Regions from separate parts of the Homo sapiens genome. Here region 2 is linked to region 1. A link is a contact called in ENCODE Hi-C or POLR2A ChIA-PET data. All regions are on one chromosome and are shown on one strand. The core of a region is the stretch at or near the end of the contact, and the rest is flanking DNA. Distances in the headings are between cores, read along the strand shown. Region 1 holds the start of CCDC182 (coiled-coil domain containing 182). Region 2 has its middle 38 kb from the start of CCDC182.

The links. Hi-C counts contacts between places; a loop is a spot of excess contacts on that map. ChIA-PET counts read pairs that join two places held with the same protein, here RNA polymerase II (POLR2A). Pooled maps may share reads with other maps.
Region 2: a loop to region 1 is called in a map of heart right ventricle, with 2.0 times the contacts of the local background. The contact joins the enhancer-like site here to the promoter of CCDC182 in region 1. A Hi-C loop is called at or near these places in 2 of 168 maps with a recorded cell type or tissue (endothelial cell of umbilical vein and heart right ventricle), 1 of 37 single-sample maps with no recorded cell type and 8 of 50 pooled maps. POLR2A ChIA-PET finds 5 or more read pairs at or near these places in 6 of 52 experiments (A673, CD8-positive, alpha-beta T cell, Panc1 and 3 more).

The regions. Positions count from the first base shown.
Region 1 is chr17:57,743,092-57,748,982 of GRCh38, reverse strand. CCDC182 (coiled-coil domain containing 182) reads left to right here and starts at 3,684. Exons shown (of 1, transcript NM_001282544.2): 1 at 3,684-4,488. The coding sequence starts at 3,711. The coding sequence ends at 4,172.
Region 2 is chr17:57,780,218-57,786,108 of GRCh38, reverse strand. No RefSeq gene overlaps it. Among named protein-coding and RNA genes, the nearest start is that of CCDC182, 38 kb to the right of the region's middle. RefSeq lists a silencer at 2,549-2,728. Within about 2 kb of position 3,353, at least 6 of the 41 ENCODE cell types and tissues checked have a DNase peak (open chromatin) inside an H3K27ac peak, as active enhancers do; they include A673 and heart right ventricle, where a contact is called at or near this core.

The DNA.
Region 1 (5,891 bases), core at 2,435-4,934:
TGTGCTTCAGGGAGGCCTGACCCAGCCCCAGTCCCAGGAAGGGGCCTGTGATCGGCCTCAGCCAACTGTGGGAGCCCCACCCCTCTAGTCAGTGATGTAGTTAGAAGGGGCCCAAGGATGTGGTTCTAACTCACGGGATGTGAGGAGCTTCTAGCTTCTGAGCATTTTCCTCACTTTAAAGAAGGTACATGAAGAAGGGGTGCCTCTGTGTCATGTCCCTTTTCCCAATCCCCAAAAGGACCAAGGCTTATTTCATTTGCAGAGACAGATGAAGGCATAGGATGGGGTGGGGTCCTGGGGAAACCATCTGGCTTTTGCTGGCAAGCCATGGGCAGGGTCCCGCAGGAATGGTGCTCAGACCCAGTGATGCCCAACCTGGGGAACTATTAGAACATGCCCACTACTGACTCCCATCCCATTCAGGTTTACTCTGATTCTCAAGGGTGGTACTGGGATCTCTGTGGGGCTGAGGTGCCCCTCTTGTCCCCCCAACATCCTGAGACATGAGGAGGCTGTAATCACTGAAATAGGCCAGGTACAGAGAAACCCATCTGACAGTGGGTTCAAGGCCTGGAGATGTTAGAACTCCTTTTTCTTGAGACCTTTAAGGGGACAAAGTGATTGGCTTTCTTAGTTTCCTCGTATATATGGAAGGAAATTTTGTGAGAAAGGCATAGTCCTTGATTATGAAATTTCTAGGAGGATAACATTCAGGAGAACATGCACATTAAGTTGCCCTGCTGAGGATGCTGCCCTGAAGGCTTGGGAGGCCACCAAGCCTGGGGTCTTCTGCTGACAGCATTCACTTGCTTCTAGTCTCTGCTGTGCTCTTGTGGAAATACCGTCCTCCCCTCTGGTTCTGAGAAGCAAACTTCAACGTCATTAAAAAGCACCATGGAAATGGAAAAAGTGCTATTCCATGTGACTTTTACTACTTTTCTTTTGCAGATCTGGTTATGACTTCCACCATTCCCCGTGGGAGGCACAGACAAAGACTCAGAAAATAAGAGAAAGAGAGAGAGAGAAAGAAAGAGAGAGAGAGAGAAACAGAAAAGCACTCAGAGAATGTTAGAGACTGCCTTTTTGCTGATTCAAAAAATATTTATTGAGAATCTATTATGTGTCCAACATGCACACACTCCCTTAATTAAATATACCACAAGACCACATGCTGTTTTTATCAGCTCCTCAATCCCCATCTAGCTCTTAGGTAGTGGAATCAAGAAGTTGCTGTTTTTGCTAAGACCAGTAGGTGTCATCATGTCAGCGGGAAAGCCAGGGTGCCCGGGATTTGATAGCCACCTGTAAAAATAAGTTCCATTTCATCTAGTTCTCTGAGTGCCAGTATGTGCAGGGCACCAGGCAGGATGCTTGAAGGTACACAGGGTGAGAAATCCATGATCCCTGGCCTCATGGAGTTCACTGTGCCATCAGGGACCTGGAAGGACAAAGTCCTAAGTCACGAGAAGAGGGAGATTTTAAGTGCCTCAGGAGAGGTTTAATTGAAGGACTGTGTGGATTCTTCAAACATCAGAGACGTCAGAACAGCTGAATCCTGCCTTCTCACATTATGGTGGAAGGAATAGGTTCCGAGAGGGAAGGTGATTGACCTAGGGTCACACAGCAATTCCAGTCTCCAGATCTCCTGACTCCTGGAAAAATGCTTTTTCCACCATTCTGTCTCAATAATCAAAGTTGCTTTTTTCATCTTGCCATTTAAAATTTCACCTTATTGCTTGACACTTTATTATGCTAAAAACCCCACAAAATCCCCCAGAAAATGCCACCTTAGTTTAGCCATGAACCTCCCTGCAAAATGCCCTCTCTGATGCCTACTACAAGGCACCCTAGATAGGTTAATCTGCATCTCGGAGGAGGCAGCTGCCCTCATCACGGTCCCTGTGGTGCGAGAGTCAGCTTGCAGAGGCTCATGAGAGCTGATTTTGTGCATCTCTTCCCAGTGACATCATGTTGGTAGCTTGAAACTGGCCACGGTGGGAGTATTTACACCATGGAAATTGGCAACAGCTATCAAAATAATTCGGAGTTTTATTCACTTTTCCCCATAGAACTGCACACCACTGAATTAGTATTCCTACTTATAAAAAAGATTGAGGCTCAGGGAGATGGGGTAATCTGCCAAAGATAGGTAGATTATAAGTAGAGCTGGGACTCTAACCCAGGTGGTTTGATGCTAGAGTGCTTGGCAATGGTAGATTGAACAGGACTTAGAGCCACTTTGACATGGAAGGGTCTAGGTTGATCCTAAGTTTCTTAGTCTATTGTGTGCTGCTATAGTAAAATACCCGATGCTGGGTAATTTATAAAGAACAGAAATGTATTTCCTTACAGTTCTGGAGGCTAGGAAGTCCAAAATCAAAATGCTGGCATCTGGCAAGGGCCTTCTTGCTGTGTCATTCCACAGCAGAAGACATCACATAGTAGAAGGGCAAAGAGAGGGTGAGAGAGAGACATAAAGGGGCTGAACTTATCCACTTATAAGGAACCTGCTCCCAAGATAACAGTGTTAATCCATTTATCTCTTAAAGGGTAGCCTAATCATCTGTTAAAGGTCCTTCCTCATAATCCTGTTACAATGGTAATTAAATTGCAACATGAGTTTGGGAGGGGACAAATATTAGCATCACAGCACCAGTTGTCTCATGAGGGCTCTGGTGTGTGTGCTGTTCTGGGTTGCTCTCATTAATCTGACAGCAACACTGGAACAGGAACTGGTTTGGGTAAAGAGATCACCAATTCAGCTTTGGATGGCTTGAATTGGAGGCCCATTGTGGGGGAGACGTTTAGATTTGGAGACCAGGAGAGAAGTCTAGGCAAGAGACTGAGATGTGCAAGATGAAGGTTTGTTCCTGACTAAACCAAATGTAGATTAGCTAGAAGTATTTTCCTTTGTTCTAATTATCAGGTAAAAAGTACAAGATTTACCTTTCTATGTGTTGTTTCTCATATTTGTTAACATTCAGGTATGTTGGAAGACCATGCACTCACTTGTTCCCTGATCCTAGTGTGTAGTGAGCACTTAGTATTTATTGAATAAATATGACTAACCCATTTTTACCTTGCACCTGCTGAATCAGCCATTGCTGTGGACCATACATCAAAATCTAAGTACATTTTTCGCAATTTCTAAGATTTTATAGAATTCTGACATCATTATAGGAGTATGGACTTGGAATAAGAGATTACTTTTTAGCATTTTAGAGCTACAAGTGGGATTAGGTATCATCTCTTACAATGTCTTTGTTTTACTAGTGAGGTACTAAAGCCCAGAGACCAGTCCAAGACCATGCAGGTCCCTTGCCAGTGTGGGAGACCACCCAGTCCTGGCAGCCAGTGAGCCTGGCCTGGCCTGCCTTGCTCTGGCCAGTTTACTTCCCTGCTCTGGGACTTGGTTTGTTCCTTAGGTTAAAGAAGAACTTGAGTTCTGGTTCTAGAAGGGTGATGAGTTAAGGATCCACATCTCAGGAGGGCGACTTGGTCAGATAAACAGACAAAGCTCTAGGTAACCAACCAAGGAAGCTACAATATGCAAATGAATGGATTGTGGCTTTCTTTCTGGTTGGCTGAAGGGGCCCTGATGTCACAATTCTAGGGTTTCTCCACTCCGAATGATCGTGTCTCTAGCCAAAAATATTTATTGACCTGGTTGGTCTCTTGGCTTCCTCTCTTTGTCCAACGTAGAAGAGACAATGGAACCCCTCTACCAGGCTGGGTCCATTCTCATGACGGTGAATACCCTACAGGGGAAAAAAATGATAGAGAGTGGCCTCCAGTCTGGAGACTTTTCCCTGTCCCAGTCATGGCCCTCCTGCCTCCCACCACCCGCTGACTTGGAGATCCTGCAGCAGAAGGTGGCCGGGGTGCAACGGGAACTGGAGGACTTTAAGAAAGAGGCATTGAAGTCCATTCATTACCTTGAAGACGCCTTCTGCGAGATGAATGGAGCCCTGGTGCAACAGGAGGAGCAGGCGGCTCGCGTGAGGCAGCGGCTAAGGGAGGAGGAGGACCGTGGCATCGTGCGCAACAAGGTTCTCACCTTCCTGTTGCCGCGCGAGAAACAGCTCCGGGAGCACTGCAAGCGGCTGGAGGACCTGCTGCTGGACAGGGGACGTGACGCCCTGCGTGCCACCAAGAAGAGCCAGGCTGACTGAACCTCGTGGGTGGCACTAGCCAAGCACCAAGTTGAAGATTTTTTTTAACGGAAGGAGAAACCCCAAGTCCCTACCCCCTTGCTTTCCCTTCCTCATTTCCATTGCTTTCCTTCTGCCTAAATAACACCTTGCTGAGAGGCAAAAAGACTTCAATATTTTTTTTGGTGAAATTCCATTTATCCAGCATTCTAAAGGAAGGAGGCACCCCAGTACTGAGTCAGGCCCCTGTAACTTTCACTTGAACTGTTTTCCTGTTTGTAATGGTACTATTGCTCAATGTATACCTCTTTATTTGTATAGTATATTCTTAAACTGATTGTGTTGAACATTCACCTTTTTTTTTTTGAATGATTTGAGGCTTTCATGATTTGAGACTTAACACCTGGTCAACTGATACCACATCACGTAACACATGATCTCCCCAGAGGGGTCGGACTGCTTGCCCGTGCACTAACACTACCCCAGATTGCTCTGTTTTTAGTATTCTAACCCTTGTCTGTATGGTCTTTCTGTCTGCCTCTACTCTTAGACTGTCACATCTCACTTTTCTTTGCTGCCTCTTTCTACCTCTACTTCCTTTCCATTTAGACTGCAGACTGGCCAATCGGAATGACAGAGCTTATTGGGACTGTGTGGGTGGAACTCGCTGAGCTTTAGCAACCGATAATGCAACACCTCTGAGATGGCACTAGGAAGTGGGGAAACTGATTTCTGTGTTCGATCCATGGAGCAGGAATTATTGTCACAGTGCCTGGCCATTTATCAGGCAACACACACATACCATCCCACTTACTTCCATAGGCACCTTGGAGGTGAGTGTTGATTTTCCATGGTTCACACTGGGAGACTGGCCGCAGGAAGGCAAGTCCAGTACCCAAGGTCTGCACACTAGTAAGTGGCAGGGCCATGGTTTAAGTCCAGGTCAGCTGTGCTCATTTGCATCCTGCTGCATCCTTCTCTGCTCCCCAGTTTTGGAACCACTTCAGGCTGTTCATGGACGTGTTCTTCTGGAAGGCTGAGGTTGTCACATGGGTGACTTGGGAGTTCATTAGCTGACACTATACCTTTTATTTCCAATTAGTCTTCTACTTCATCAATTCATATATCTTCTCTCTGGCTACCCAAATGCTGCCATGCAGCAGGGATTCTCCTCTAAACAGCAGAAGAGACGTGCCTGGAGACCAGAGCCAGTGCCTCAACAGAAAGTCAAGTCTGTCTTTCCAGTTCTGGGCTTACAGCAGATTCCATATCCTCTGATCTTCTGTGGCAGTCTCATTCTCCCTCTTCCTTCTGTCATAGAATCTCTCCAAATAAGATTTAAACATCTGGAACTCCCAAGCTGCGCTTCCCAAAAGGACCCCGTGACCCATGGTTAATTGTAATACCCATCCAATAGCCATCTACCACGAAGGGCTGCAACCCTACTTTAACTTTAGACAGTTTTTTTGTTGTCATTGTTTTTTGTTAGTTTGAGTCAGAGTCTCTCTCTGTCACTCAGCCTGGAGCGCTGGAGTGCAATGGTGTGATCTTGGCTCTCTGCAACCTCCGCCTCCCGGGTTCAAGCAATTCTCCTGTCTCAGCCTCCGGAGTAGCTGGGACTACAGGCTCATGCCACCATGCCCAGCTAATTTTTGTATTTTTAGTAGAGACGGGGTTTCACCATATTGGTCAGGCTGGTCTCAAACTCTTGACCTCAGGTGATCACCTGCCTCAGCCTCC
Region 2 (5,891 bases), core at 2,104-4,603, 37 kb before region 1:
ACAGAGTCATGAATATGTCTCTGAAGTCAGTGCTGAAGCTGCCCTTGGATCTTTTGCCTCCTAGCCAGGCAGTGGGGGGTTGTCAGTATGGACTAATTCATTCCTGTAGTCACACTTTTTTTTTTTTTTTTGAGGCAGAGTCTTGCTTTGTCGCCCAGACTGGAGTGCAGTGGCACAATCTCGGCTCACTGCAATCTCTGCCTCCCAGGTTCAAGCGATTATCCTGCCTCAGCCTCCCGAGTAGCTGGGATTACAGGCGCGTACCATCACACTCGGCTAATTTTTGTATTTTTAGTAGAGACTGGGTTTCACTATGTTGCCCAGGCTGGTCTTGAACTCCTGACCTCAGGTGATCCACCCACCAAGGCCTCCCAAAGTGCTGGGATTACAGGCGTGGGCCACTGTGCCTGGCCAGTCAACACATATTTATTGAGCAGCTGCTATGTGCCAGGCACTGTACTAGGAAGTGGGGATACAGCAGTGAACAAAACAAAGTTCCTGTTCTCATGGAGCTTACAATCTAGTTGGGGGAGACAAAAAATAACTATGAAACTTATACTATGTCAAGTGATGATACATGCTATGAAGAAAAAATACACACAGTAAGGGGAAAGGTTGGGGTTTCTATCTTATAGAGAGTGGTCAGGGAAGGCCTTGCTACTACAATGAGCACAGATTGAATGGAGTGAGGGAAGGAGCCCTGTGGTTGTCTGGGGTCGGAGTGTTACAGGAAAAGAGAGCAGTAAGGACAAAGACCTCAGGCGGAATCATGCTCAGCACACTCCACCAATGGCAAGGAGGCCAGTGCGGCTGGAGTGACGTGAGCACGGGGAGGGTAGGAGATAAGGTTGGAGAAGAAGCCAGGGGCAAGACCACATGTGGCCCTGGAGTCCGTGCAAGGACCCTGCATCCTCTTCTCTTAGTGAGAAGAGAAAGCTTTGGAGAGTTTAAGCCAAGGAGTGACACGATTCAGCTGTTGTCATAAAAGACTCTGCTATGTGGAAATGTCCTCAGAGGAACAGGGTGAAAGCTGGGAGCCCAGCCAGGAGATGGCTGTGGCTGGGACTGGGGGTAGCAGTGGAGATTTCAAGAAGTGGGCAGATTCTAGACACATCTTGAAGGTCAAACTGATTGAATTTGCTGATGGATTGGTGGAAGGTGTGAAAGAGAGACACATAAGGATGAGCACGCTGTTTGACCTGAGCAACCAGAACTGTGAAGTTACCCATATTAGGATGGGAAAGATTTCTCAGGAGAAACCAGTGAAGAAAAAAAACGATGGGAAAGGCAGGGAGGAGAGAGGAATCAAGAGCTCTGTTTGGACATGTTAAGTTAGATGTCGATGGGGCACCGAAGTGCAGATGGTGAAGAGGCTGCGGGATATGCAAATGTGGAGTTCAGGAGAGGTGCTCAGCTAGAGATATGCATGTGGACAGCGTCGTTGTGCAGCAGTTAAGGCATAAGGCTGAGAGGACGCACAGATACAGCAGAGGCTGGACACCGAGCCAGAGTGTCCTGATGTTTGGGGGTTGAGAAGAGGAGCTTCCAGTCAAAGGTGACAGAGAAGGACTGGCCAGAGAGGTAGGAGGAGAACCAGGGGTGAGTCGAAGGAAGAAGTGCTTCAAGGATCAGGAAGGAGCTGCCCATCAACTACGTCAGTGTCGCTGATGGGTGGAGGGGAGAGGCCTGAGAATGAGCCACGGGATGAACGGTGTGGGTCATGGTGTTTTTGACAAGGGCAGGGAAGGTGAAGTGGGCACAGACAGTTGATTAAGTGGGTTCAAGAGCTAACAGGACAGGAAGGGAGTCACTGAGCGTGTTTCAAGAAATTTGGCCCTCTAGGGGAGGAAAGACATCCGGTGTAAGGGGCTAGCTGGAGGGAGATAGGGTGCAAGGAGTTTTTTTGTTTGTTTGCTTTCTTATATGGGAGATGTTTCAGCATGTTTGTAGTTAATAGATATCCAGTGAAGAGGGAAGATTTGAGAATGCAGGGCTGAGCTGCCCTAAACATAACTTTCCTCCCTTTTCTTTATTGTACAGCTTAGAGCATTGATCAATGTGTTCAGTAATTGTTTGTGGTTGATGTTTCTGTGAATATCTCTGGCATTTATTTCCCCTTTAGGCAAAGTTGCATGTCCCTCAAATGTGCCCATGCGACCAGATCAGATCCATTTAATGATGAAAATGCTTTGAAAAAACAAATCCCCTGACTTTTGTCTACCAGACCCTCTCAGTTGTTCTATCACTTAGTTGTAGAGGTGTCAGCTGAATCAATAATAATAAGCTACTATTATTGAAACCTTAGGATGTGCTTTACATGAATTATCTCTGTAAAACATCACTGTGATGCAGGTACAATTGATGATCTCAATTTAATGAAGAAACAGAAGCTTCAGAGGTTAAACCATATGTCCATAGCGGGGCAGGCGGTGCATGGTAGAGCCAGGTTCCCAACCAGCCCCCGTTGACCTAACCAGGACGCCCTAGAGAACTGCCCCCAACCCAGAGGGGCTGCGGCAGACCTTGGCCACTGCAGGCAGACTTCAGTACCGAGAGACTGCATCCTCTTCCCGCCCGTCTGGGCGACCCGCTGTGCCAGGAAGCAGCTCCGCCCCCTCCCCGACCTGGCTGTGCGACACCACCCGGGCTCGGGCAGCAGGGGGCGCTCTGCTGTCACGAGAGGCGGACCCAACGCGCCGAGAGCCTGGCTCCCGGACTGCGACGACTCCCTCCCCCGCCACCCACACCCCCAGGCTCTCCCCTTCCTCATTCTGCATCAGAGTTTGCTGCTGCTGCTGCTGCTAGCAAAGCTATCTCTATGGAGATTTGTGAAAAACCTCTGCTCTGGTGAAAGGGTCGTGGGGTAGGGGCGGGGTAGAGGTGGGGGGTGGTGGCCCATGGTTTCAGGGTGTTGGTGTTAAAATAGTGGGGACCCGGTGGGGACAGCAGGCTAAGGCCCTCGGCTATGCCCTGGGTCTGGCAGGTGGTAGGTGTCTCGCTCAGCTCCTGGAACGGGTAGATCCGCTGCGGGGCAGGCACTCAAACATCGCTTTGTTTCCTAAGTTCTTTCTGAGCAAGCTTCTTTCTAAGATCCCAAGCACTAGAACCGCTGAAATACAAATTCCTAGTTGGGAAAATCAGATTCCCGTATCTGCAGGGATGCAACAAAGAAGGGCAGCAGTGTCCTGTGGCTTTGAAGTGCATGTCACATGAAACAGGGCGAGGAGGGAAGCAGGTGGCATTAATCCTTCCCCGCCCTCCTCCGCCCCTTCTGCGAGGACACCACTGGCCATTTGCTGCCCTGGTAGCGGGGGAGGCACAGCTGGCCAGGGAGGCCCCAAATCAAAAGGAAGCCATGTGGGCTGGGCGCGGTGGCTCAGGCCTGTAATCCCAGCACTTTGGGAGGCCGAGGTGGGTGGATCACGAGGTCAGGAGTTTGAGACCAACCTGGCCAACATGGTGAAACCCCGTCTCTACTAAAAATATAAAAGTTAGCAGGGCAGGGTGGTGCGTGCCTGTAATCCCAGCTACTCGGGAGACTGAGGCAGGAGAATCACTTGAATCCAGGAGGCGGAGGTTGCAGTGAGCCAAGATCACACCGCTGCACTCCAGCCTGGGCGACTCCATCTCAGAAAAAAAAAGGAAGCCATGTGGTGGGTGCCTGAGCCTGGCGCCACCACAGCTGCTGGCTGCATGTGACAGCTCCAGTCCTGACCAGAGGGCCTCAAGTCGCATGGGAAGGAGGGGGTGGGGACACAGCTGCTCCCACCCGGAGCATGGCCCTCCTTAGCCCAAGCTGGGACCCACAAGCCCAGACCCAGAAGCAGAGATGTGAGGGAGGAGGAGCCGGATGTTTCCTCTTTCCAAAAGATTCCAGAATTGGCTTGGCTGCGTGGCCCCTTGCCCCTGCTGACAGCCCCCACACTTCCTGATTAAGTCTGGCTTCCCCAGGTGGCTGCTGCCCAGGACTCCCAGATGCAGCTGTGGGTGGCAGGAAGCAACCAGTGTCCTGGCATCACCCCAGACACAAACCTGGTCCCTGATTTGACAGCATCGCGTTGCCCTCCACCCACTGATGTGGTTAGAGCCACACATTGAGGGGCACAGAAAGCCCCCTCCTGCTGTGAGTTCTTTGCATTTTGCCTTTCCCTCTTGGAAGCAGCCAGTCCCAGAGCTGTCCTGATCTGTTTAGAACTACAGCTATTCCACCCTGCGCCTGCCAAGTGTAGCTGTACTTCCTGTGGACTAGATCTAAACAAACACAAAAATTCAAAGTGCGACAAGTATCAATCTCCTATCGAATGCGAAAAGTAAAGGAAGCACCTCACCCTCAAGGGACTTGTAATCTAGTTGAAGAGACGAGATCCAAATACGTGGGGAGTTCAGTATCTGGGAACAGTGAACATATCAGTTTCGACTACAGAAGAAGAGATGTCACAGGTCCCTTTGTGATTAATTATCAAGTGAGTGGTTCTGACAGTGATTGCTCCCCTTGTCTAGGGGAGAGAGGGCGTGCTTCAGGCTTTTGTGGTCAGGAACACTGGACTGGGGCAGGGGGCAGGGATGGTGCTGATGGGATGGAGGCCTGGGTTTGAGTTGCTTCTTGAAGGCTGAATGCATCAGAGCCTATAAATAGAACTCATGATTCTTTTTGCTTTGGAAAACATACAGACTAACCATCCTTTCTAGATTAGTGCCTGATTCCAGTTTACTGCCCTCCCGTCATCAGGGTGCTCAGAAAATGTAATTTGATAAGTAAAAATGCCTTTTATGAGAACCTATAATGTGCCAATTATTGCACAGTGTACATTACAAAAATTATTTCTGGTATTTTTTAGCAACACTTATTGGATGGCCATCCCCTACCCTAACCTACAAATGAATCAAATGGGGCTCAGAGAATGTAGGTATCTTTCCTGAGGTCACACATCCAGGTCAGGCATGGCGAAGCTAGAATTCAAGGCCTGTTCTTTCATACCCCAAAGCCGAGGGGCTGAGATTTGCAGAAGGGTCTGTAGCTGTTTTCCAAAGGGTTTCCCATATAGATGCCAAATTTCCCGCCTTCAAGCAGACCTCATCTCTTGGAGCCTTCCTAACATACTGCATGGATTGAGGACCCAGCTTTGATATTATTTCTTGTCTTTTTTTTAGGATAAGGGAAGAGAAGCCCAAACAAATAGGGTTGCTGCAGATTTCAGAATTGAACTGAAGGTCTGAACCAGAGGAAAATTTTCAGGAGGCAGGGATCCCAGTGACTCAAAAGTCCCTTGAGAGAAAATGGATGCCCCCCTCCCCCGTTCAGCTTTTTATTTATTTATTTATTTTGACAGAGTCTCACAAGGCTGGAGTACAGTGGCACTATCTTGGTTCACTGCAACATCTGCCTTCCGGGTTCAAGTGATTCTCCTGCCTCAACATCCCGAGTAGCTGGAATTACAGGTGCCCACCACCACACCCAGCTAATTTTTGCATTTTTAGTATTTTTAGTAGAGGCAGGGTTTCACCATATTGGCCAGGCTGGTCTCAAACTCCTGACCTCAAGTGATCTGCCCACCTCAGCCCCCCAAAGTGCTGGGATTACAGGCATAAGTCACCGAGCCTGGACCCTGTTCATCCTTGACCCTCTCTCCTCTCCCTCTCTCTTGAAGAGCTGGACCCCTGCTCCTGGAAGAAGCTGAAACCTCACTCTGTGGAGTGGGGAGAGGCTGGCCCTTTAAGCCCCTACCCACCAGGCTCTCAGCAGTGGAGGATGGAGCACGGTGAAGGAGCATGCGGTGGGGCTGTGTCCACAGAGCATGCTTCTGGCCTGTCAGTTTGGTGGAATGGAGTGTAAATCTCTCCTTTCCCTCTATTTGCTTTCCTGACCCTATAGAAATGAGGTGATTAACACC